3 separate regions of the Mus musculus genome follow, and all the other regions are linked to region 2. A link is a loop called in an ENCODE intact Hi-C map of the cell type or tissue named here. Cell type or tissue: left cerebral cortex. All regions are shown on one strand. Region 1 has its middle 8.6 kb from the start of Gm52061. Region 2 overlaps Gm32004 (a long non-coding RNA gene). Region 3 overlaps Gm31803 (a long non-coding RNA gene).

Region 1 (8,000 bases), 150 kb after region 2:
GGAGTATTGCCCAGCACACATGACAGCAAAGGCATCTCAGGTAGAGAGAAGATCAAGGGTATGAGGACTGACGAACTAAACATTGGCCAACGAGCACTTGCGGTTCCCCCTAAATGTAGGTGCCAAGCTCCATGGTTTCACAAAATATCACCTCCCATCCACTTAATGATTACTAAGATCTAAGTATTTTTCTGGATGCTTCCTAATCTTCAGATAGCTCTAAAGATAAATGCGAGTCCCCCAGTTTACACACAAAAAGGCTCCATCTGCAAAATGATTTCAGATACTCGACTGTAGACGGTGGTCACTCAAAGTCAGGGCTGAGCAAGTTCGGTGACTTGAAACAAAGAAAGGTAGATTCACTACATGGCAACTTGGGTGTGCCCTAGGAGTAAGGAATAGGAGCTATAGGTTAGTCTCAGAGAAAGCTATACTAGCCATGTCTGTTAATATAGGCCTGTAATCCCAGCTACCGAGGAGGGTGAGACCCAAGAATTACAAGTGCAAGGCCTGCCTGGACTACAAAGTGAGTTCAAGGCCAGGTTGGACAACCTGGTAAGAATTTGCCTCAAAATATGAAGTATTTGGAGAACTGGAGAAATATCTCAGTGGTAGAGCATTTGCATTGCATACCTAGAGCCCTGAATTCAATTTCCTAGTAAAACCCATGCATAGACGCGTGCTCACGTGCGTGTGTGCACACGCGCGAGCTCGTACACACACACACACACACACACACACACACACACACACACACACACACACAGTGGGGTCAAGGGTACACTAGAACTAGGCTAGAAAGCCTCAGACCAAGGCAGCTGGTTGTTCCTTCCTTCATACAGACATCTGTCATCACAGCTTCTCTCTGACCACCTTCTCTGTCTCCTCTTCCTCTCGATCTGCAGCCTGGCTTTCTCCTCTTTCTTATCATGATCCATGAAAAGATGTGATAGTTCCAGAATGGTTTCCTTGTTCCTGTTCCCCGAGACTCCAACACCCTTCACATCTAATACCCACAAGCACTACCCCAGTTTGGGTCTATTAATTCTAAATGTCCATAGAAGATATTCTCAATAGCACAGCTCATATAAGGTAATCACTCCTAATCCCTTTAGCTATGATCAGGGATGGTGGGGGAATTCATTAAATGAAATAACAAACATAGCCTTGAAATAGCCTATTTCAAAAAAGGAACCACAGACTGAACACACTTCTTTAAATGTGTCTTTGTATCGTTGACTTTCTACCTCAGGCGTTCTGGGCAGGTGCTTTTCCTCTATCCCACAGTGACTGACTCAGAGTAAGCATATCCCAAATCAGGGCACACTTAAGAAAGCCTCTTTTAGGATTGGAGAGATGACTCAGCAGTTAAGGGCACTGACTGCTTTTCTAGAGGTTCTGAGTTCAATTCCCAGCAACCACATGATGGCTCGCAACCACCTGCAATGAGATTTGATGCCTGGTGTGTCTGAGGACAGTGACCATGTACTCACATACATAAAAAGAAAGTCTCCTTTAATTCTTTATTTCAATTCACAACATCAGCCAACACACCCCTTTCATTTAATATTTCAAAGCAAACATCCTTGTATCTTCCTTTCTTTAACACTCTACCTATTGTCCTTATGGTATCCAAAAGAGAGATCACTCGTTTTTCCATCTCAAAAGCTCATCCAAGGTTTGCAACAGTGGTCATCATCACCTTTAAAGCAAAGGGCCACAACAACAGGTCGTATTCTGCATACACAGCCCAAAAGCAAACTTGATGAGTGTGGTGGTTTGCAAGAAAAGGGCTTGAATAGGCTCATAGGGAATGGTACTATTAGGAGGTGTGGCCTTGTTGGAGTAGATGTGGCCTCATGGGAGGAGGTGTATCACTGTGGGGACAGACCTTGAGGTATCAAATGCTCAAGCCAGCCCTAGTGGCTCATTCTCTGCCTGCTGCCTATAATCAGGATGTAGAGCTCTCCACTTCTTCTCCAGCAGCACCATGTCTGCCCTGTGCATCGCCATGCTTCCCACCATGACAATGGACGTAACCTCTGAGCTGCTCACCACAGCATCATGCTTGCCTGTGTGCCGCCATGCTTCCTGCCATGATGATAATGGACTAAACCTCTGAACGATAAGCCAGCTCCAATTACACGCTTTCTCTTAGAAGACTTGCCATGGTCATCTCAACACAGCAATAAAACTTTAAGTAGTAAGATTGACTAATCTATTTTAGGATGGATTGAGACAAATACAGAAGTAATTATTACTTATTGCTGGTAAATTGTGACTTCTTTTCATGTAAAAAAAAATCTCTATTAGCAGATTCAAGACAAGAATAGTGAATAACCTTTCAAAGCCAAGAGACGGCAGCTGGGTTTGCCTATTAGTTAACTATAAATTGATAACATAGAGAGAAGGGGACAAGAGGAAAATGTGTGACCTAAAGTGACCAGAACCATTAGCTGAACAAAGGAACCCTCTAAGACCCAGGCAGGTCTTAACGACCAGAAATAACCAGTCTGCATCCATGTCCACAGCAGTGTGCTAACAGCTCTTTAGTGACTGGCCTCATGGCCGTAAGAAATAGATGAATTTATACCAATTCTGGAATATGAGAGCTTTGCCATGGCCAATTTCAAATACCCAGGCTGGCCTTACCAAGGGAGGAATCAGGAAGAGGCACTAGGCTTGAAGCTCTGGGAAAATGAAACAGGTCTAGCACTCTGCTGGGCTGGTCCTAGCTTCCAGGCTGTGACGGTGTCCTGTACTGGAAGGAGTCTCAATTCCCCCAAGTGAAAAGCCTCTCATCTCAGCCAAAGAAACTCACCCTGGGATGTTTCTTTTATTTTAAAATAAAAGCACCCTACTTAAGATCAAACACCTCTTCCATCTTGCTGTTAATCAATGTGTCATGTAATACATACTATCACAAATGTGCAGAGCAGACTTTGAAGAGGGCACTGGAAAACAGAGATACAGAAATCCCCATTGATGATTCCACGGAAGGGCTGGAATTTGATCTGGATTCATGCATGGAAAAGGGGGGGCTACGAGCAATCCAAGGCAGAGAGAGAGATAACTGAAACTCTGAATATGTCAGGAAAAACCTGTTGGTAGCAGGAAGTGGTTCTAGGCTGAGTTCAAAGACCATACTGGGGTCAGCTTGACTCTGGCAACATCCTCTGGTCACAAGGCGATTTTGCCCAGGCTGTATCTGATGAAGGTCACTCAGGAAGCAGTGTGGTCTTTGTACGAGGTGGGCAGCTGTGTGTGAGCATGTGTCTGTGAGTGTGTGTGAGCATGTATCTGTGAGTGTGTGTGACCATGTAGACACAAACATGCTGGAGCAGTGGTCAAGTATACTTGATAAGATTGTAGGGAGAAGAGACATGAGACCACAGACTTAATTAAGCACGGTGGCAGAGCCAATGGAAGGAGCACAATAAACATGGGAGACTGAAGGCCCTCTGGTCAGCTGGGGAGCACGACTCTGGCAGGCCTTGTCCTTCTTCTGACTCCCTCTGCCTTGCTAAAAACCATTAGATTACATTCCTAAAGCTAGCCCCCAAGGTCCACTCCCTTTTTTGGCCAATTCCTCCTCCTGAAGCTGACTACCAAGGTCCAGCTATCAAAAGTGTTCAAGTCCAGCAAGCAAAAGTCCCTTTTAGCTCACCTAATTAATATGTCCAATAAAAAAGAAACACCTCACCCTTATATGGGGTTTCCCCCTTTATTCTTCCAACCCCCCCATTTGCCTATGGATCATGTCTGTCTCTCTCTCAAGAGGCAGTCCTTTGTTCCACTCCAGGACAGGGCAAATATTTCTTCTCCCTGTCCCCTGTTCCCTGTCCTCTTCCTCCCCTTTCTCCTTCTCCTCTCCTCCTCTCCTCCCCTCCTCTCCTTCTCGTCTTTCCATCTCCTGTCTTTGTCTCTTATTTCCTGTCCTTTGTCCCCGCGGGACAATTAAATCTCCTTTATGCTGAGAACTTAGTCTTGGGGTGTCCTGGGTCCAATACTTTTCCTTTCAGATAGTTCAAGCAAATGAAACAGCTTTAATATTATAAATGAAGATTACCAAAAGGGGGGCTGGACAGATGTTCAGTGGTTAAGAGCAGGGGAGGCACTGGCAGAAGACCTGGGTCCAGTTTTCAGCACCTACATGGCAGCTCACAACTGACTGTAAACCCAGTTCCAGGGATTCCAATGCCCTCTTCTGGCCTCTGTGGGTACCAGACATGCATATGATATGCGTGCATACATGCAGGCAAAACATTCATACACATTTTAAAAAAAATCACAGCAAAAGTGACATGAAACTTGACATATTGGTAATAAAGTGATTACACCTATAGATAGATACCGGAGGGGGTTGGACAGACATGGGACAGAGGGACTGTGAGTGTAAGTACTGAGCTGTTTTTCGTGATTTTGAAACTTTGAAAAATGTGAATGTATTTTGTAGTTAGAGAGTTAAAGTTTCTTTGGATCGTGCAGAGGGTGAACATATGGCTCCAAAGAACTCAAGATGTGTCCATGAAACACTTTTAGGTGCGTGGTTTCCCCTGAAAACGGGCCAGGAGTCACAGAGACCGACTGCGAGTGGGCCTCAGTGACGGTAGCTATGTCAGGACTCAGGGCTGGTTGGGCAAGGCTCCCTGTGGGTTTGGGTCCATGAACAAAGCTGTTTGACTCACCCAGGGAAAATGAAGTGGGACCTAAGAGGGCTTTTTCCTCTTTGGCTTCCTTCCCTGAGAAATAGCTGTCTCTGTATTTGAACAAACTCCTCCTCCCTTAATTCTCCACCCTCACACCCATGGGGTGGTTTATTTCATTGGTTTGGTTTGGTTTGAATCAAAATCATCTGTAGCCCAGGCTGGATTCACTCTCCCTCGTGTGGCTAAGGATGTCCTTTTGTTGATTTGTTCCCTGGGACATAGCCTTAGCACAATTCTGTCCCCACCACACCCTCATCACCTGTGTGTGTACAGGTGACACACATACTCACAGCCCATCCAATGGCCACACCCCTTCTCCATCCCTAGATGTGATCTCCCTCTGTTTGGAGATGCTTCCAGCGTCAGGATGATCTAGGCGACTGTTTCTAAACTCACTTTCTACCCACCCGCACCTTCCACACTCCTGTCTCTGGCTCTATTCTCCACACCAGGGGCCTCAGTTTAGTCCCTCTGCCTGGCGCTGCCCCTCCTCCACCCCTGCCAGATCCAGAACAAATTCCAACACTTTCTTGTCAGCCTGGGATTCTTTGCCTCTGTCCTTCAGGTGCCTTTCTCAAAGTCTGCCCTGTGTATTTGAAATGATGTGTGCAGGATTGTAGTTCTGTAGAGCTCAGTGGATTTGTTGTGGATGGGCCCTGCCTGGTTTATTCTGGCACAGGATCTTCCACACTGAGCATGCGAGACAAAAACGGTGAACCGTCCACTCATATCCACTTTGCATCTTTCAAACCAAGGACAGGGCTTCCTGGCAAAGGCTACATGTCCTAGCCTTTCCGATGCTAGCTAGCTCTGTTTTTTAAGCCTGAGTTCTGGGCCAACAGGAGGTGGACCAGATGGCACATGTAGCTCTGAGTCTCATTCTCTCCTTCTTCACCCTCCTTTTCCCCACCTGGAATGCAGATGTGCTAGCCAGTCAGGTTGGTCTATGTAGAGCATGGAGGTTGGAGGAGAAAGGGCACTCGTCTCAGACTGCATGTGGGGGGGTGGGGGACGGTGGTTTCCTCACCAGCAGCACTGTCAGCCTCCACCAAGAAATGCCTTCTGCTGGGGCTACCTCACATCTGCCTCACAACAACTGAGTTCAAGTTTAAACTAGTACAAGGCGCTTTGTATGTGCTTCCTGAACCACACTCGTGGATAATAGATTTTGCTTCTACCCAGGAAATAAGACAGAAAGGCTTTTCCATTTGAAAATTTAGACTTAAGTTTTAGGCAGCCTCACCTTGGAAATCATTTCTCCATGCCCTGGTCAAACACAAGGTCCCCTGGGAAACCGAACTGACCCTGCACTGGATCGATTTAAAAGTGTTTCTCCAAGATCAAATGTAGGTCGGGTGTGCCTTGACTAGCAGAGTGTGACTCCCTTTTGCCTGGGAAGCCTCACTGCATTGAAAATCAAGGCCCAGGCAAGTATTCTTCAAAGACTCCTGTGACCCCAATGCCCTCTCACTTTCTTCTGTGTTTAGTCTTCTGATTTGCTAAAGTCTGGGTCCCCCCAAGGAATCTGTACATCTCACTGCGGAAAGAGTCCAGTTCTTGTTTGTGGCTTTCTCCACACGTCCTCTCCTGCTCCTTGGAGTCCAAGGTGCTCACCAGTGAGATGCCCCAACCCCACCCCAGGCTGCTCTAGACACGAGGGGCTGAGAGAGGGAATGTGCCCTGTAGCTCAGCAGAAGGTACAGAGATCTGCCTGAGCAGCCACATCCCCAACCACTGGGCTTGCATCATGCCACTTACAGGAACTGGGCGCCACATGTCCGGTGAAATAGAAGATACAGGAAATGAGCTAGATTCCTAGGTTTGAGGGAGGGCAGGCTCCTCCTTAGCCAGAGGAGTCAGGACAACAGCAGCCACACATGGCACGCTGAGCCCTTGGCAAACGGCACAAAGGAAGGCTGTGTCTATCCATTCTGGGGACAATTTGGGGGTGGGAAGCTGGAAAGCTAACCTTGTTTCTTTTTCCCTTAGCACAAAGCATTGAAAAGTCAAAGTGACGTGTGTGTGTGTGTGTGTGTGTGTGTGTGTGTGTGTGTGTGCTTGCTGTAGCACATGTTTTATGCATGACTGTGCATCAAGCAGTCTGGGAGTTCTACAGACTGTGTTAGGAGGCACAAAGACAAAATGGGCTCACGTAGCAGACAAAACCAGTCCTGGAAAAAAAAAAAAACAGCCCCAAGTGCTGGGGGTTTGGGAGGTGTTCTGACTCAGCAGCTCAAACCATACACCCCGGTTCCTCCCTTGCAGAGCCTCACAGTGGCATTTAAAGCCAGGGTCCAGACTCTATGAGGGGGCTGAGCTGCCAGACCGGGGTGGCTCATGCCACCTCCATCCTCTCCTTCCTCAGATCTCAACCTGGGACCAGACCCTCTACCCTGAAAAAAAATAAGAAGTTAACCTAAACACTTGAGCGTCTCTTCCTCTCCTAATGGCTTGCTAATCATCTCTTGGTCCACCTGTGTATGCACACAGGGTCTTTCTTAGATCCCACAGTGGGACTGGAAGCTTCTGGGGACAAGGGCTCAAACATCTCTCCCTTCAGTGCCCATGGCCTCTTGCACGATGCCTCACACAGACAGGTTTTAATGAGTATTTGACTAGCGGGTCTGGTTTAGTATGGAAGGATTCCTTTTCTTTCTGCACTTTACAAAACTAGGTGTTGATAAGGTCCAGTCACCCCCAACCCTGCGGCCAGTTCTGGAGGTTTTTGCTGCCGCTACACTGTGTGCTTTCAGCTGTGAGCACAGAGCAAAATAAAGGCATGCCAGAGTCACCTACCACCTTCTCGTCCCTCTCTCCAGGTCCTCCTGTTTCTGGGGAAAACCATCAAAGGCACTGAGGCTGGTAACAATTACCAAGGAATGAAATATCAATCCCTCTTTTGCCGCTGCTAGGTAATGACATTAGAAGTTCCCTGTGATTGTCCTGGGATGTATGGGAGTTAGCATGAGGTAGAAGTGAGGGCTCTATGGAACTTCCGTGTAGGACTTCCTCCAAGGGGAAAGCAGATACCCACACAAAATGGCTTCCTGACTGAACAGGAGGACTTGGGACCTTAATCTGGTGGCATTGGACTAGCACTGACCTGAGTTTCTAGTAGAGAATCCATTTCCTGTGTGTCTCCAGAAACCACCTCAGTGTATTTCCGGGAAGTATTTCTGTCAGCTTCTTCCACACCTCAGGTTTATGACCAGGACAGCAGGGGACCTGGGTTGTGGCACTGGTAGAAGACAGTGTCTGGTCCTTTTGGTCCTTCATTGCTCTCTGTTCCAG
Region 2 (8,000 bases):
TTCTTTAAATGGTATGTACCATTCTACGAGGCCTACCAAACATCAGACACTCTTTATCAGCAGTTGTGCTGGGGTCTCCATGGCAACAGTATAATAGATTTGCCCTTATTCAATCCCAGAGGCCACATTGAAGCGCAATGCAAAATTTGCTGGGGCCTGAATTCCTTTCAAGCCATGGCTCATGTGTCAGGAAACAAGTCAATGCACAGGCAATCCTGCACATAAAGATGGAAAGGAACCTTCTCTCTCCACTGCCGTCCGCTCACAGTGACATTCAGAAGCCCAGAGACTTCTAGATCTCGTTTCTGTCTCGTTTTCTAGTTATTAATTCACTCCTTTGGGTGGAGGGGGGGGGGAGGGGAGCACCATGCTTCGCAATAATCAACCACCAACAAAAGTGCAAGCTAGCTGCATGAAAACGAAGCATGCATCTTAGCCTCCAAGGTTACATAGGATCCAGTATGGCTGAAGCCCGTCCACAACTGCAAATGGACTTCCAAGGTGTGACGTACCTCCTCCATGAGCCAGACAGAGCAGCTCGGGCCACCTCGCCACGCAAACTGGAGTGGTGTTCTTTGATAGTCTAAGCAATCTCCCCCCAGAGAAAGGAACACCGAAGAATGGACGTGTGCTCTCTCATCCTAGATCCAGGCTCACCAGGTAGGTAGAACTCCCCGGAGTTCACACCTGAAGTCGACGGTGGCTAAAACAAGCGCAGCTTAAAAGTTAAACAATCATTTGTTTCAGGTTTATTTTAATCATGAGCTTTGAGACTTCCAAGATGATTACTTTGTGGGTTAATTATTTTCTGTGCTGTGGATTTCCAAACCTAATTGCTCAACTTCATTATTGTACATAGTGATCCATAGCCAGTTCCCCAAATTACCTGTCCAAATATTTTCCCTTTTGATTATCGCTGGGAACTTGCTATTTTTTTTCCCTCCCTGAGTTGAAACTGCATAAATGACTTGGTTGCTCTGTGTATGTGTGTGTGTGTGTGTGTGTGTGTGTGTGTGTGTGTGTGTGTGAGAGAGAGAGAGAGAGAGAGAGAGAGAGAGAGAGAGAGAGAGAGAGAAGAGGCTTTGCTCAGGCAAAGCCTGGTTAACAGGAGGGCAGTGGTTTTCATACATTAATGTATGTAAAAATCATTTTTTTTAAACACACTATTCCTTGAAGCCTAGGCCTAGAGATTCTGGTTCAGTAGGTCAGAGCTAGGAGTTTGGGTCCAGGGATTTCCATTTCCAACAAACTCAAGACAAAACCATTGGTCCAAAGACCATAGAGTGAAAACCAGATAGTCAGGGCTGACCTTGAACTCATGGAATGAAGCGATCCTCCTGATTCCATCTTTAGAGTAGCTGGGGACCTGAATATGTGTTAGCACAAAGCTAATGTCCATGAGTTAGACTTTCTTGACTTCTGACTCAAAGGCTGTCCGAATGTTTGTCATGATTGTCTATGTTTTTCTTGAAAGCACAAATCATTAACCTTTAGCCTCTTCTCCAGCACACAGACCTGTATTTCTCCCAGCCCCTGGATTAAGACAGGATGGGAGCTGTGGAAAAGAAAAGGGAAAAAAGCACCAAGAAATCCAAATATTTCCTCAGGAATAGGTGTCGATCAGTCGTCTTTGGATGGATATGTGAATGAGTAAGGATGTCACAGTACCAAAGCTGCCAAGCTCCAGGTAAGGAATCATAAACACACGTGCCACATGCTGTCTTATGTGTGATTTTTACAAGTGATAAGTGGGCTTTGTGAGGCATGTGGAGTCAATAATATTGTGGACTCTCCTAGGAAGCTAAAATTACTCTGAGGATCACTGTGTAGAATACAAAATTTAAAACATGTCCAGGTATGACATAGTTGCTTGAACCTGGGAGTTTAGGATCAGCCTGGAGAGTTTGGTGAGACCCCCATCTCAAAAAATATAACTACTATCTATTTTGATAGTATGAGATCACATGTGCATACACACACACACACACACACACACACACACACACACACACACAAATTAAATAAATAGAGGCCATGAATCAGAGATAAAAAGCAAAGGACAAGCAAGAGTCAGAGGGAAGAAAGCAAAGGAAGAGAATGATGTAATCATCTTTTCATTCCAATTTTTTTTAAAAAAGGTACACCAACTTATTCTCTACTAAACGACATAAAAGTTTCTGTTCCATGTTTAAAATCTGAAGTCACAGATGACTTCATTTCCTATGCCTGTTGATTTGACTCTAAAATCTGGATCACTTTAATAATTAGCAACAAAAAAAAATGTGATTCTACTTCCTCAGACCACAGGCTTGCTACTAAGTGCTGGGTAAGCGATGCTCTAGAGAGCAGACCCTAGAGAGGGTGGTAGAGAGTGTGGAGCTGGGTTACTGTGGTCTGCTTTGTGATTATGTTTCAGTTGGGTTCTTAATAAGGTAGCTGGCAGTCATTCATTGTCATAATACTTTCCACTACATCTTCTGCTCTAAGATATTCTTCCCAGAACAAGACCAAGTATTCCAGAGTATGCATCTCTGGACACTAGGTGGGAAACCCCCTGGGTCTTCTCTCTTCTTCCAAGGGGTAAGCTACTGTGTAATGAAGAGACTATCTTAACTCTATTGCCATCCTGCCACAGATCCAGCCTTCCAGTAACAGCATCCCACAGAGATTGGGGAGAGATGAAATTCTCTAAACATAAACATGGATACACGGAACTCTATAGTTTTACCTCAGTCTTTGAAAGGTGACACTTAAAGAATTCTTCTACCAAAGCAGTAGGGGAGGGAGAGAAAGAGAAAGGCCCAGAGAAGGTCAGGTCTGAGATCGTCAACTAGTCAGCATCTGAGAGACACAGTAAGCCCACAGTCTAAACGCCCCAGAAGTTCCCACATGCCTGGTGTGCTTTACCCTCTCAGAAAGGATAGAGGTGCTATTACTTCAGTTCCTGCCTCCAGGTTCCTGCCCTACTGGGGTTCCCGCCTTTGCTTCCTTCATTGGTAAACTATAATGAGGAAGCATAAGCCAAATAAATCCTTTTCCTCTTCACGTGACCTTTGATCATGATGTCTATCATAGTAATAGAAACCGGAGCTGAGACAGACAGTTACCACAGACTCACAGTTCAGCAAATATTCACGGAGCACCTGCTCTGTGTTTGGTGCTATGCTATGCTTTGACAGTTGCCAGGATGAACATGGCATGCCGTTTCATTACAGGGTGGTTCCAGCCAGGGACGTCAGCTTTTGTCACTGTCCCATAGCTTTCTCCTGTTCACCTTTCACCCTCCTGTACCTCGAGTCACCAACTAGACTGGCCGTCATTCCTGACTCTTCATTTCTCTTGGTTGCTATTACTCTATTTTCTTAACATATGAGCTATTTTTCCTATTTAAATTTTAACTTTTGGATATCTGAGATAGATCCTTATAAAGCGTGTGTTAAATGGATGGCTGTCTTCTTATTTTCTGATGTAACCGGGTTGCACCTTAGAACGGTAAGGAGTTGAGAAATTTCAAGGGCCTAACGGTAAGGAGTTGAGAAATTTCAAGGGCCTATAAATCTCACCTGCCATGTTAACTATTTTGTGTCACTACATAATGTATCAGCTTGGAGGACATTTGTTTTAGGAGATAAACAAGCATAATAAGGAGTGTCTTCCTTGTGACGTATCTCTGTGGGCTTCACCTTGGAGCCCTGAACTTTGACTGAGAGTTCACCTGCATCTGGACTACATGGACAAGCATGGGTCTCAGTCATATTTGCAAATATCTAAGTCGGGAGGATACAACTGGAGCCGCAAGAGGGTGCAGGGAGCCTTCTCAGCAGAAACTGAACTGGACACAGGCAGATGTTCCTTTGAACTGAATATGGTACTGAGCGCTGCTAAACTGTCAGTTCAAGGACTGCCTCTATCATCTCCAAGGAAAGCTGGTTCTGTCCCTTCTTGTCATAATTCTCCACAATCTGCCCAGAGTTTGGATTCTGCCTCTCCCACTGCCCCCCACAGCCCTGTCGTGCCTGCAGTGGTCAGAAAGACCATGCCTTTCTGGCCATGTGGAGCCCACACTCTACGGACCATTGTTTCATGGGGCCACACTGTCATCCCCAAAGACGTCCTATTAGGACACTTTGTCAACAGCTGTGGGAGGCTTCCCATCCTATGAAAGGAGGGATGGGAACAGTCTTTGCACACATCGGTGTATAGGTCATTCCAACAGTCCAACAATACCTGATTATTCAAGAGACTCCAATTCATTTCCCTCCGCTCCTCCTCCACGGTTACTCTTGATAGAAACCTAATTTGCAGAAAAATAGCCCCTGCCAGCTAACTTCTTCTCCGGAAAGCATGCTGCTGACCCTGGAACTCTTGTCTCAGCGAGTCCTCATTCTCCTTGTCAATGCCTCAGTCTTGAAAAGCAGTCTTCTCCGTTAAAAGCCTCCCTTGGCCCCCTTGGCACCTTGTTTGGAAGATGGTTTCTTTCCCTCCTATTCTTTGCTTCTCTTTTTAACATGTGTGCCAAAATTGGCACTTTCCTTTCTCAGCTCGCTCCCTTTCGGGTATTAATGCAGGCAGCAATGGAGAAATGTGAGCGATTTTTCCAGCTTCTGCACTCAGCCAGCCCATGGCTGATGGATTGAATGTAACATGCTCTCCCTTACATATCACTATTTAAGTGAAGCGCTTGGGCCGCCTGGTGATGTATGGTGTTATCCAAAGCGCCTGACACAAGCAGGGAGCCAAGGCAGGCTCCACCGTCCTCTGCAAAAATAACGGTGCTAATGGCATTTGGTGCAAATGAGACTCCTGGAGAACACACTGGGCTTGTTTATCTCCTTATTATTTCTCTTTGTCAAGCAGCCTTTCTCTTTCCTCTCTGGGGCTTCACAAGTGTGGCCTGCCAGGGTTATTGGGGGAGGGGGAGAAGGTCTCAAAGAGCTCAAGATTTTGTAACTAATATTGAACGCCAGGGAGAATGGAAGCCAAGGTCAGGTTAAGAATAAAGAAAATTGATTTGGAGGTCAGGGTCATGGGTGTGAAAGGCCCTGAACATTGCCAAAATATTTTCATCATCGCTGTTTTTGTTGTGGAAAAGAACAGAACCTATGTGAGGAGGCTAAGAGAAGAGAGAGAAACTGTCTTGGAGAAACCTGCAGAATCAGAATTTTGCATGATTCGTTGAGTTTATGTTTTCCTTGTTTCCTTGCCTCCCTTGTATGTGGCCAGATCTTGATAATTAAGCCCTTTCTTCCAACATGGAACCCTGGACTTGGGATGAACTATCTCTCTCTCTATCTCTCTCTCTCTCTCTCTCTCTCTCTCTCTCTCTCTCTCTCTCTCTCTCTCTCTCTCTCCATGCTGTTCCCTCTCTCTCTGCTGAAGCTTGAAGACAAATTCTTCCAGTTCTATTTGGGGGACTGAGCTATTTAATGCACCACTGTGGGTCTTTCTACTTCCCGCCCATGCCTACAATATATCTACCACACAGAGCTGTATATTTTAACGAACGCTCGTTATTATTGGATCTCTGACCCGATTTCATTGCTATATTCTGAAGCAGAAAACACGCCAGTGGCATGGAATTAGCAACACATTCTGCCAGTGTGTTAATTGTGCGAGAGCTGTTGGCAGGAGAATCTCCTAGCACAACACATCATTTATTTTTTATTTAAATTTGGTAGCAATGTTATATTGTGTTCAAGGAGAGGTGCCATGACATAAATCACTTGAGATTTACTGTACATTCGGGGGGTGGGGGGGAGAAAGAAAGAAAACCTCTGCTTCATGCAGCCGTGCAGAAGAAATTATGTAATTTTTTTTTTCACTTAGCAGGCAAGCTGCTCGAGCTAATTCCTAATTTTTTATAAAAAGTTGGCATTTCCCAGCAGTGGTTTGGGACATCCTCGGGCCCCAACACGGTATCTGAACGCAGTGGTAGCTGCACAGTAGCAAATCCCTTACTTTGATACCAGCAAATACACATAAAAAGCATAAAAATCAGCCAGGCGTGGTGGCGCACACCTTTAATCCCAGCACTTGGGAGGCAGAGGCAGTCGGATTTCTGAGTTCGAGGCCAGCCTGATCTACAGAGTGAGTTCCAGGACAGCCAGGGCTACACAGAGAAACCCTGTCTAGAAAAAAAAAAAGGCATAAAAATCAAAATCTTCCAGGCCAGAGAGACTAGTTTTCTCTGATAGCTAGCCCTTCTATATACCCCCAAAGACCTGAGGTGACATTCTATAAATCCTGCTAACTCTATAAATGTATGAATGGATGGGGGAGTCCCAAAAAGGGGGGATGGATCCACACAGAGGCCCTACAGAAGAAGATGGCTTTCCATCCTTCCCTTAGGAGTAGGGGCCACCTTTAAACGAGGAGAAAGGTAATATACATTTACCATCATGTTTTACTCAGTCCTTGTCTGCCAGCTTACTGTGCCAGCTGATATATGTCAGCTTGTTCAGACCCTAGCCATATCCTGGATGTATAATTCTATATTCACCCCCCCAACATGACATCATCAACTCTCTTGCCCTTTCCCTTCTGCTCCTGGCTTCTGAGCTGCCTCCTCTCCCCATTGTCCTGTCCTTGTTCTCAGGCATCACTAACCCACTAACCTCCTGCTTGATATCTACCCTCGTTGGCTGCTAACTGTCCTCTGCTTTCCACTGTACAGCTAGTTCAGCCCAGAAGTTTGAAGCAGAATAGGCAAGGGCTGTCCCCTCAGGTGCCACCAACTTGGTAATGAGTCTTTCTCTAGAATAATCCATGGCCTGAATCCGATATGGTATGTAGAAAAAAGACTGAGCTCCCAGCTCCCTGCTTTTGCCCTGCCTTTAGGTAAATGGTTTCTTCCTTGGGCCTGGATTTCACTATGTGGAAAAGAAAAAACATAATGTAGGTAAGAACTGAGTCAGGTGACATTTACAGAGACCTCAGGGTTGGGTTGACCTGTGACCCAGTCAGGTTTCTGGGCTTCCTGATCCCTGAGTCATCATAGTCGTATTGACTGAGCCCATAGAGGCCATCTACCACACCAAGCAAGGTATTAGCAGAGATGAACCAGGGGCAACATGGAAATCAACCCTCATAGAACCTCGAAGAGATGGGGTTTCAAAGTCTCCTACAGACAGGAAATCTGGGACTTAGCCAAGGAAGACCATGCCATCAAGAACAAAAACTATGCTTCCATATCAAGTTGCCAGATTTGAAAGACATATTTGAAATCAGTGCCTTTTAACTATAGTTATTTGGGGTGGTTGTCAAAATAAGGATACAAAGACTGACCCCCATCTAGACCAGCTGAGTGGTAGAGTCCACGTAGGGTTTAGAAGTTAAAGAGGGGTTTAGTGACCAAGGAAACTACTGTCTTCATGTTGTTCTACTGCAAACTCATCTGTCACTGTGCATTCCTACCAAGTAGGCCCTTGACAGAGGGAATTAAAACACTGGCTGTTCCATAGCTTTTATGCTAGTGTCCTCAAAAGACCTACTGTGGGCTCTTATGCTCTCTCATATTTCAGAAAAAAAAAAAAACACACACACACACAGAAATGATAGTACCTCTTGAGTTTTCATAGAGTTTGCCAGACCTGTCAACTTTATTCCTTAACATCCCTGGAGTCTGCCAATCCTCTCCATCTACACTGCTACCTTGTGTTCCAGAATACCCATCATCCCCTACTCTGGACAGTTACTACAGTCTTCTAATAACTCTCTATCCAGCCCCATCACCTTCCAATCCTTTTCTGCCAGACAGCCAGTGCAATAATCTCAAAACACAAAACACTGGACCTGCCCTGACTGTGAAATAGTGGGAACTCTCAGGGTTGTAATCTAGGATGGCAGTGTGAGCCCTTCACAAAAGTACCCAATGCAGGGACTAGTTGGTACCAGTGCTCTCTCCAGACTAGTGCTGTCAGGTTCTTGCCATGTTAGAAAGCACACAGAAGCAGCAAAGTAATGAAGGATGTTATTGAAAAGCAAAGCGGATTTCTGAGTTC
Region 3 (8,000 bases), 52 kb before region 2:
TTTCTAGTGCCTTCCTAGTATATTCCTAAATGACAAATTTGACTCTAAGATGTTGGGCAGATTTAAGATTGCCTCTCTGTATCTGCTGTAGGCCACACACGCGACTGCAACAATTCAGGAAAAACTAGGTAAGTTATAATGAGCAACACTGCACTTCACACACTTCCAGACACTGCGAAGTCCACGGCCCACGGGATGCTTTGGTGTCTAGTGAGGCGTGGTCTCCACTGCTGAGGGAGCATTACTGCATCTTCTGGAGGAGAAGAATACCTCACATGGCAGGGAAGCTAGAGACGAAAGCCATGCTGTTGTTGATTTTTTTAAAAAATCTTTTATAGATCTACTTTGTTTTTATTTTATATGTATGGATTTTAGCCTGCATGTATGTATGTGACAGATGGCTATAGGAGAACTAGGACTGTAGTACTAGGACTTGAACCTGGGTCTTTTGCAAAAACAATAAGTGCTTTGAACCCTGGAGCCATCTCTCTAGCCCCATAAGCCATGTTATTAAGGCATTAATGTATCCATTAAGATGGAGTTCCTATGGTCTCAGCATCTCATTCTAAAAGCCATGACTCTATTACTATTGATAATTAAATTTATCTTTCTTTGATGTTTTATTTATGTGTGTGTGTGTGTGTGTGTGTGTGTGTGTGTGTACATGTTTCGACCTACCTTGGACACATGTTTGTGGTCATCAAAGGACAACTTCTGGTTGGCCCGTGAACTCCTACTCTTGGTCATCTTGCCCTCCCCACAGAAATTCCATTTTGATGTCAGTTTTGAAGAGGTCAAACACTCAGTCTAGAGCACCGACTCACTTTTTCTCCTCCACTCTGCTGAGAATGTCTTCATCGCGTGGTGTTGGCTTCAGAATCCTGGGTAGAAGCGGGTAAGAGGCAGCTTACCCAGTTGGCCTGGCCCAGCAGAGCGCGAGAATTCATGTTGGCAGCTACTAATTTTCATAAAGAAAGCTTTCTCGCTTTTTTTAAAATCCATGTTTTCTTGAAGTATATTTGGCTTGTGAACCCCGTATTTACATGTGTTTGGGGGAGAAAAGGACTGACAATCCTGCCTTTAATATGACCTCTCGCTGAGATGTCTCCGAAACAGAGAACAATTGGAGGGCTTTGGTTTACATTTCTGAATCTGTTCTATCGGTATGCCAAGGCCTCTGAAAGGTGTGACTGGTCTTTGTGGTACACATTTAGGAACTTTTTGCCTGGCCCAAACACAGCAGAGCTCCTATTTGCTAGTCTACTATGGCAAACGCTTGCCTTAAACATTGTTGTTTTATTGATCGGGTATATGACAGTAATTGCCCTTCAGCTTTATGCATTTTAATTACTTGCTTTTCCTCCTGTCTTTGAATCTCAGTGTGATGGGATCACAAAGGGTACAGCTCGAGTCATTTCAATAAAGAAATGAGCCCGTTGCAATGCTGGTGAGGTGGCCCTCTTTATCTGGCCAGTTCCAAAATGAAAAGCCTTCTTAAGAGACTCCGTGAAAACGGAGCTCACATTTGGCTGGCTGTGGGGTGTGCACAAAGCCTGGAAGGCCACAGTGTGGTGATGCACGTGTGTGCCTGTGAGCCTGTGCTCCTGCATGCATCTGTGCAGTCCCCTCCCAGAGATAGCAGCAACAAGGCTCTCTGCCTTTATCCAAGGCCCATCCAGAATGACAAGCAAATTAAGCTAAGGCTGTCTGCTCTCGATGCTCACAAAGGAGCAATTTCCTCTGTTCCCTGTGTTACTTTTTTGTCTTGTTGCTGTGACAAAATCCCATAGGAGTGGGAAGGGCGAACTAGGGACTTAAACTTGCTTCTTGTGACAGTAAGGTTTGTCCCTTCGGAGCCACGTGTTCGCATGTGCATGAATTTGGATGTGTGTCTATGTGGTACATGCATGTGAGGCTGGAGGCCAATTCCAGTTATTGTTCCTAGGTCAGGAGCCTGATCCAGTCAGCTTGGCAGGCTCTCTGGTCATCGAGCTCCAGAGATCTGTATGTCTCAGCTACGCAGTTCTCACCACTGCTCCACATCTGGGATTTTTGTGTAGTTTCTGGGGATCAAACTCAGGTTCCCATGTTTGCCAGGTAAGCATTTTACCAGTGAAGTCACCATCCCGGGCCCCAAGCTGCTTTTTAAATACCATGTTTTGTCTACAACTGTTTTCTCTCTTTCTGTTTCATCAAGAATCCCCACAGGACTCCGATATTTGTTCCACAGTCATTTCCTCCCTTGAAACCTTCATGAGGGACCCACCAGGAGGATCCTTCAGACACGGGTTCAAGTCTCTGTTAGATGGACAGTGACTACTCTGGGTGTCTGAGACCTGTGTCAAGTCTCAAGTCTTTCTCAGGGTGAGCTTTAAAGCACAAAAGCCACACTCTGTATTGACACAGTACAGTTAGCAACAACAACAACAACAACAAACAACAGTTAACCAGAAATAGAACTGCAAAAGCCAAAAAGCAAGCTTAGCACAATTAGGAGCTTTCCCCAAGCCATGGGTTTGATGGGTTAGCCCTTTCCTTTTGTTTTGGCAAGTGGTGCTGCTTTCCTGCTCTGTTCCAAGGCCCGAATGGGACTCCCATCATGGCGTTGGTTGGGCTAGGCTATGGGGGCCTGTAACAAAACACCACCTTAGAAACTGATTTTCTTAGATAGTTTTGGAAAGTCAACTCAATACACTGTGATTTGAGCACATGTGTGTCCACACACAAGTGGTCTCAATCGAAGTATTTCAGTCTCTGGGGCTATGGGCAGCTGAGCAAGTCTCAGTAAGGGCAGGATGCTTCGCCAGAAGGACCCAGGTCTCACTCAGACCCACTGACAGCTCCTCACACACAGAGCTTGCTCTGAAATTTTGGAGGGCATTTTTTTAACCCTTGCAGTTACCATGTATCTGGTATGTTTGGTCCATGTATTCTCTGTAAGAGATGAATAGTGATTGTGTTAGTCAGGGTTTATGTTCTTGCACAAATCATGACCAAGAAGCAAGTTGGGGAGGAAAGGGTTTATTCAGCTTATACTATCACATTGCTGTTCGTCACCAAAGGAAGTCAGGACTGGAACTCACACAGGGCAGGAAGCAGGAGCTGATGCAGAGCCGTGGAGGGATGTTCCCCTGGCTTGCTTCCCCTGGCTTGCTCAGCTTGTTTTCTTGTAGAACCCAGGACCACCAGTCCAGGGATGGCACCACCCACACTGGGCCCTCCCACTCTTGATCACTAATCCATTTACAGCTAGATCTCATGGAGGCATTTTCTTTCCTTTCTCTGTGATAACTCCAGCTTGTGTCAAGTTGACACACAAAACCAGCCAGGACAGCGATGTGATGACTATTCCTCATTTACAGATTAGGAAACCAATGTCCAAAACCTGTACCTTTGTCAGTGTTGAGTAGAAACTTATTTTTACCCAAAGCCTATATTTTCCTTCCTTCCTTTCCTCCTTCCTTCCTTCTTGCCTTCACTTCTACATTTCTTCCTTCCTTTCCTTTTGATGTTAATTCTTTGACGGTAAGAAAACAACAGAAACATCCTAGATTAATCATCACCGAGAACATCACACTTAAAGTCACAAGTTTTAGCCTGGAGCATAAGACTCAAAAATAGTCAGGAGTTGCAGATTCAGATGTACAAGACTTTGGGCAAGGAGCCTTCCTTGCCTCTCTGGGCTCCCATTGCCCAACTGTGTGAGGCTCTCTCCGAAGTCCCTTCTTATTCTGTGATTCTTGGAGCACACCTATGGGGACGGACGTGTTCTTGTTCAGAATAGTTCTACCACCAGGAATCTTATGAAGCAATAAGGCTCAATTCCCCACAGCCACCACATTCAGCATCCAGACTTCCCGAAAGCATATGGCACAGTGGATGCCTGCCAGGATGCTCTGTGAACGGAAGTGAAGAGCGAATGAGCAGCAGCAGCAGCCAGCATGTTGGGTTTGTCCCTCTTGTTCTCATGACTGCGAGTCAGCAGTGCTGTGCTCCCGCGTGGGAGTTGGCGCGGTTTGCCAGTGATTTCCTGGACGGAAGCTCAGGCTTTGCATGGCCAAGGATTTCCGCTGTCTCCTTCCGTACTGCCCATCACCTGCACTATCTCCTGCCTATTCTTCCTTTTAGTGTTTCCTACTTCTCTGTGTCTCCATGTTTACTACACTACGGAGAAAAGTTTAGGAAAGACGGGAGGGGGGAAAGAGAGAGAGAGAGAGAGAGAGAGAGAGAGAGAGAGAGAAATAGAGAGAGACAGAGGGAGACAGAGAGACAGAGTCCAGTGTGGCATCCTGACCTCATTTCAAAGAGGAAGCTGTAAGAACTGTTGACCTGCTTCATTTGTGTAGAGGGAGAGTTTATGGACTGAGGAGGAAGAAAGAATGTGAAAACATTTAAAGTTTTAATTTTATCGGTTTTTCTATTCATTCTCAGCCTTCTCCAACTCTGACCCAATTTTGCCTCTTTTCATGAAGCTCTTGATGAGAGAGAGGAAGATGGAGAGAGAGAGGGCAGGATTTATGGTAAATTAAGTTAATCTCATGAGCAATCATTTTATACAGGCTCCTTCAGAATCCTAACATTCAAGATACAAGCCTGAATTCCATTTGTAAAAGCTTAGACTTTTGTTTGTTTATTTTGGCTATTTGAGAGGTAGTGATTAATTTTTTTTCTTTTAATCACAGGACATTATGTGGGCACAAACATTGCTCTGTTGCCAGACTGTGGTACCCCAGGCCAGAGGGAAGCCAAGCACAGACACCATTCACACAATTGGTAGGAAGGCAGGAATAAGGCTCACGAATGCTGCTGCATTCTGGATTGTCTTTTCTACCCAGGGGAGGGTGGGCCCATCTCAGGCTTTGCCAGCTTCACGAGGAGTTGTTCAGGCAGAAATCCCCTCCCCAGAGTTTCATCAGAGAACGGGGGTAAGGGAGGTGGCCCGAACCTTGATCTGTGACAAAGTTATAATCAATGCTGTAAATTGCAGTTAGCCTCACCAGCTACAAATGACAGTCAGCTCAGTGACACCAAAATGTTGCTGTTGTAGATGGCCAGCCTCGCTGGGAGGGGTACACCTTGACTGAGGGGGACACATTCAGTCCCATAAGGCCAGTGTGCAAAGTAGCCGTGTGTGTGTGTGTGTGTGTGTGTGTGTGTGTGTGTGTGTGTGTGTGTGTTGATTGTGGGGGGAGGCGGTTGAGTAGGAAGGCTAACTCACTCCAAATCTATGAAGCAGTGACCTGCAGAAAGAACACAGCACTCTGCCCTGTACTGTAATAGTTACCTGCTATAGTGAGTCCAAGTAGAGACCAAGGGCTTCTCAATGTGGTGGCCACGGCCACAAGGTCTATAAATGATCCAAGAGAAAGGAAAGAAAGCAGAGTTGGCTGATCACTTGCCCTTGATTGCTTAAGTAAGGCCGGCTTTCTTAACTGGCGTTTGAGGTGAGTCTGATTGCTCGTCCCCTTTGGTTTGACGTGGCAGCCAGTGTTTGGAAGGGAGCCCTGGAATGTGTGTCTTATTATACAACTGTTTATACTTTTGATAACAAAAGAATATAGTGACTGGGGTGGGGGGAGGGGGAGGTGACTAGAGAGTGGAACAGGCAGACTCTCTGAGGGGTGGGAGGGGCTGTAATTGAAATTGTAGCAAAGGAAACTTTTGAGAATCCTGGCTTCTGAAGCTCAGCTCCTGTCCCAGGTGTCTAAGGAAAATATTTTGAAGATTTTTGTGACTTTCATAGAGTATTTAATAAATGCACATTTTTAATATTACTATGTCCCATTTTAAGTTGAAAAGGGCTTATGAAGGCTTAATGGGAGATTCGCTCCGAGTCAGGGGGAAAGGAATGCGATAAAGATAGCGATTTACCTGAGATCTGAGACATACCCCTGGGAAGGCACTTGACTGCTGTGTAGGATTAACCGTCCTCTGAAATCTCAAGTTCATCTGCATATGTTTTGGAGAGGCACCCAGCCCCATTCGCTCCCTGTAGCTCTATTTGTTCAGTTTGCTGACACCAGACTCTGGCGCTATTGTGAAGATGGCACTTAAAGCCCATTCGAATTAGGTAGAACATCCTTTGAAATAGTCTTAGCCTCATTTTTCTCGGAATGTGTACAATGAGGAAAATTCATTTCCTTCCTGTCGAGAAAAGTTAATGATAATTTTTCATTATATTAAAATATTACCCATTGTTATGACTTCAGTTCAATGTTCCAGGGTTTAGCTGTGCCAAGGCCGAGACACCCATGTGTTATTTTAGACTTCCTCTAAAAAGAAAAAAAAATAGATTGTTTAAGATGAGTTATGATTCAAAAAAAGAGAGAAAAAAGGCAAGTCATACCATTTGGGAAGAATTAGTAGGTAATTATATATTTTTTTTTTAAAAAATCACTTTTTAGCATGAAAGCCCAAATTTTTAACAATGTTGACTCCAGAATATAATTATAAATGCCATGATGTTGAATCTCTGAACCAGAAATAAGAGCTTTCTTTCTTCTAAGATATAATAAAGGCTTTACTTATTGGGCACCATTTCTCTTTCAGTAGCAATGAAAGAAGAATTATAGGCTACTATTGTATTGTAATCCCTCAAGAAGTTTATTTATTTATTTTTAAATTTCTATAATCTCCCAGGGGTAATTTGTGTGTGAACGAGATATGGTAAGTTCTGGAAGGAGAAGTTACAATCCGGGGTTCAGGCAGCAATTTGGCTGATGCAAGACAACCAGAGCCATGGTTTCACTCCTGTACTCTGGAAACAAAGAGAACAGGAGGGGAGATCCTAGCAAGGAGTGAAGTTCTTGTTGGGAAAAGGGAGAGCAGCCTGGGGTGCCCTCCAGCAGCTAATGAATGCAGGCCCCCACCTCCATCCCATCCTGGACCAGTATGCCTGGGCCACAGGCTAAAGGTTCAAACATACAAACTTCCATCTTTCTGCTTTGAAGGCTGAAGTTCATGATCAAGGTGCCAGTGGGACTGGTCCCCTTTGAAGCCTCAGTGCCTGGCCAGTGGATAGTCACCTCTAGCTGTCTCTATGGTTGCTGTCTTTGTGCCTTGGTGTTTCTCTTTATCACAAAGACACCAACTATGCTAATGTCTACCCACTGTCTCAATCTAACCTAATCACCTTCCCAGAAAACTCTATATCCCCAAACACAAAGCTCCATAGCTGCCCACATAAGGTCCTTTCACCTTAGTTATATTTTTACAGATACACTTTCTGAGGCACTAAGGTTGGGTCTTTAACATGAGTACAGAGGACACACTTTAGACACACCCATCACTTTCCTGATGCAGCTGTAATATGTCAGAAAGAGCAGGTGATGTATCCGTGGTACACAGATGGAGGCTGTCTCCTATGCATTAGCTTGAAGGAAGAATTAACAAGAGATGAGAGCTTTCCACCTAGAGATGTTTCAGGAACTGCAAATGGTAAGAAACTAGTTTTATTTCGGCGGAACTGTTTTTTAATTGTTCCACGCATGCTTTCAATGGAGAGAATAGTATAGCTAGCTGCCTATATTCCTGGGCTGGATTCAACAACTGTGATTCTCAGCCTCTTGTTCCAGCTATCCTTCTTTTTGCCTTTTTTTCTCTTTTAACACAAATCCTAGTGACTCTGTCATGTTATTCCAGTCCTCTTCAATATAAATATTTAATTAGGAGACTATTAAAACACTAACGCTATCTTATATGACAAGAATGCCATTCCCGTGCCTTAAAAATGAGTGCTAATTTCACATTTTAATCTTAATTCAGATTTTCCCCATCTCAAAAAAATTATAATTGAGTACATGAAGCAGGCGTCTAGACAAGATTGTTACTGCAGTTGGTTGTTAGTAGACTGTTTGTTGTGGAAAAATGGTATTTTCCAGCGTCATCTACTTAGCTTGTCCTGTAAGGCTGAGGTTTTATTTGTTGTTTATTTGGGAATGGTCCCAACTATCAAAATAAATTCACCTTCTAATGAGTGAGCCTGGGTGGAATTGCATATA

The links. Peaks named below come from ENCODE experiments on the same cell type or tissue, not always from the same donor. Only the 100,000 strongest peaks of a DNase experiment are listed, where the experiment ranks them.
Region 1: it touches region 2 in a loop (5-fold over the local background); 2 of 42 quality-filtered maps call a loop at or near these places.
Region 3: a loop joins it to region 2, with 4 times the contacts of the local background. A loop is called at or near these places in 2 of 42 quality-filtered maps.

The regions. Positions count from the first base shown.
Region 1 is chr13:107,693,949-107,701,948 of GRCm38, forward strand. No RefSeq gene overlaps it. Among named protein-coding and RNA genes, the nearest start is that of Gm52061, 8.6 kb to the left of the region's middle. In left cerebral cortex, a CTCF peak has its summit at 4,229 (motif pointing left); DNase peaks (open chromatin) are centred at 4,573, 5,519, 5,879, 6,034 and 1 more place; H3K27ac peaks cover 1,921 bases.
Region 2 is chr13:107,541,733-107,549,732 of GRCm38, forward strand. All of the region lies in intron 1 of Gm32004 (a long non-coding RNA gene), which reads right to left. It overlaps Gm31920 (a long non-coding RNA gene), which reads left to right. Exons shown (of 4, transcript XR_382877.3): 1 at 1-660; 2 at 1,507-1,687. Among named protein-coding and RNA genes, the nearest start is that of Gm31920, 4.7 kb to the left of the region's middle. In left cerebral cortex, no CTCF peak of the experiment used is centred here; DNase peaks (open chromatin) are centred at 4,594 and 5,545; H3K27ac peaks cover 1,290 bases.
Region 3 is chr13:107,490,018-107,498,017 of GRCm38, forward strand. It overlaps Gm31803 (a long non-coding RNA gene), which reads right to left. Exons shown (of 4, transcript XR_873923.1): 4 at 4,123-6,144. Among named protein-coding and RNA genes, the nearest start is that of Gm31803, 11 kb to the right of the region's middle. In left cerebral cortex, a CTCF peak has its summit at 3,800; DNase peaks (open chromatin) are centred at 200, 3,340 and 3,898; H3K4me3 peaks cover 222 bases; H3K27ac peaks cover 504 bases.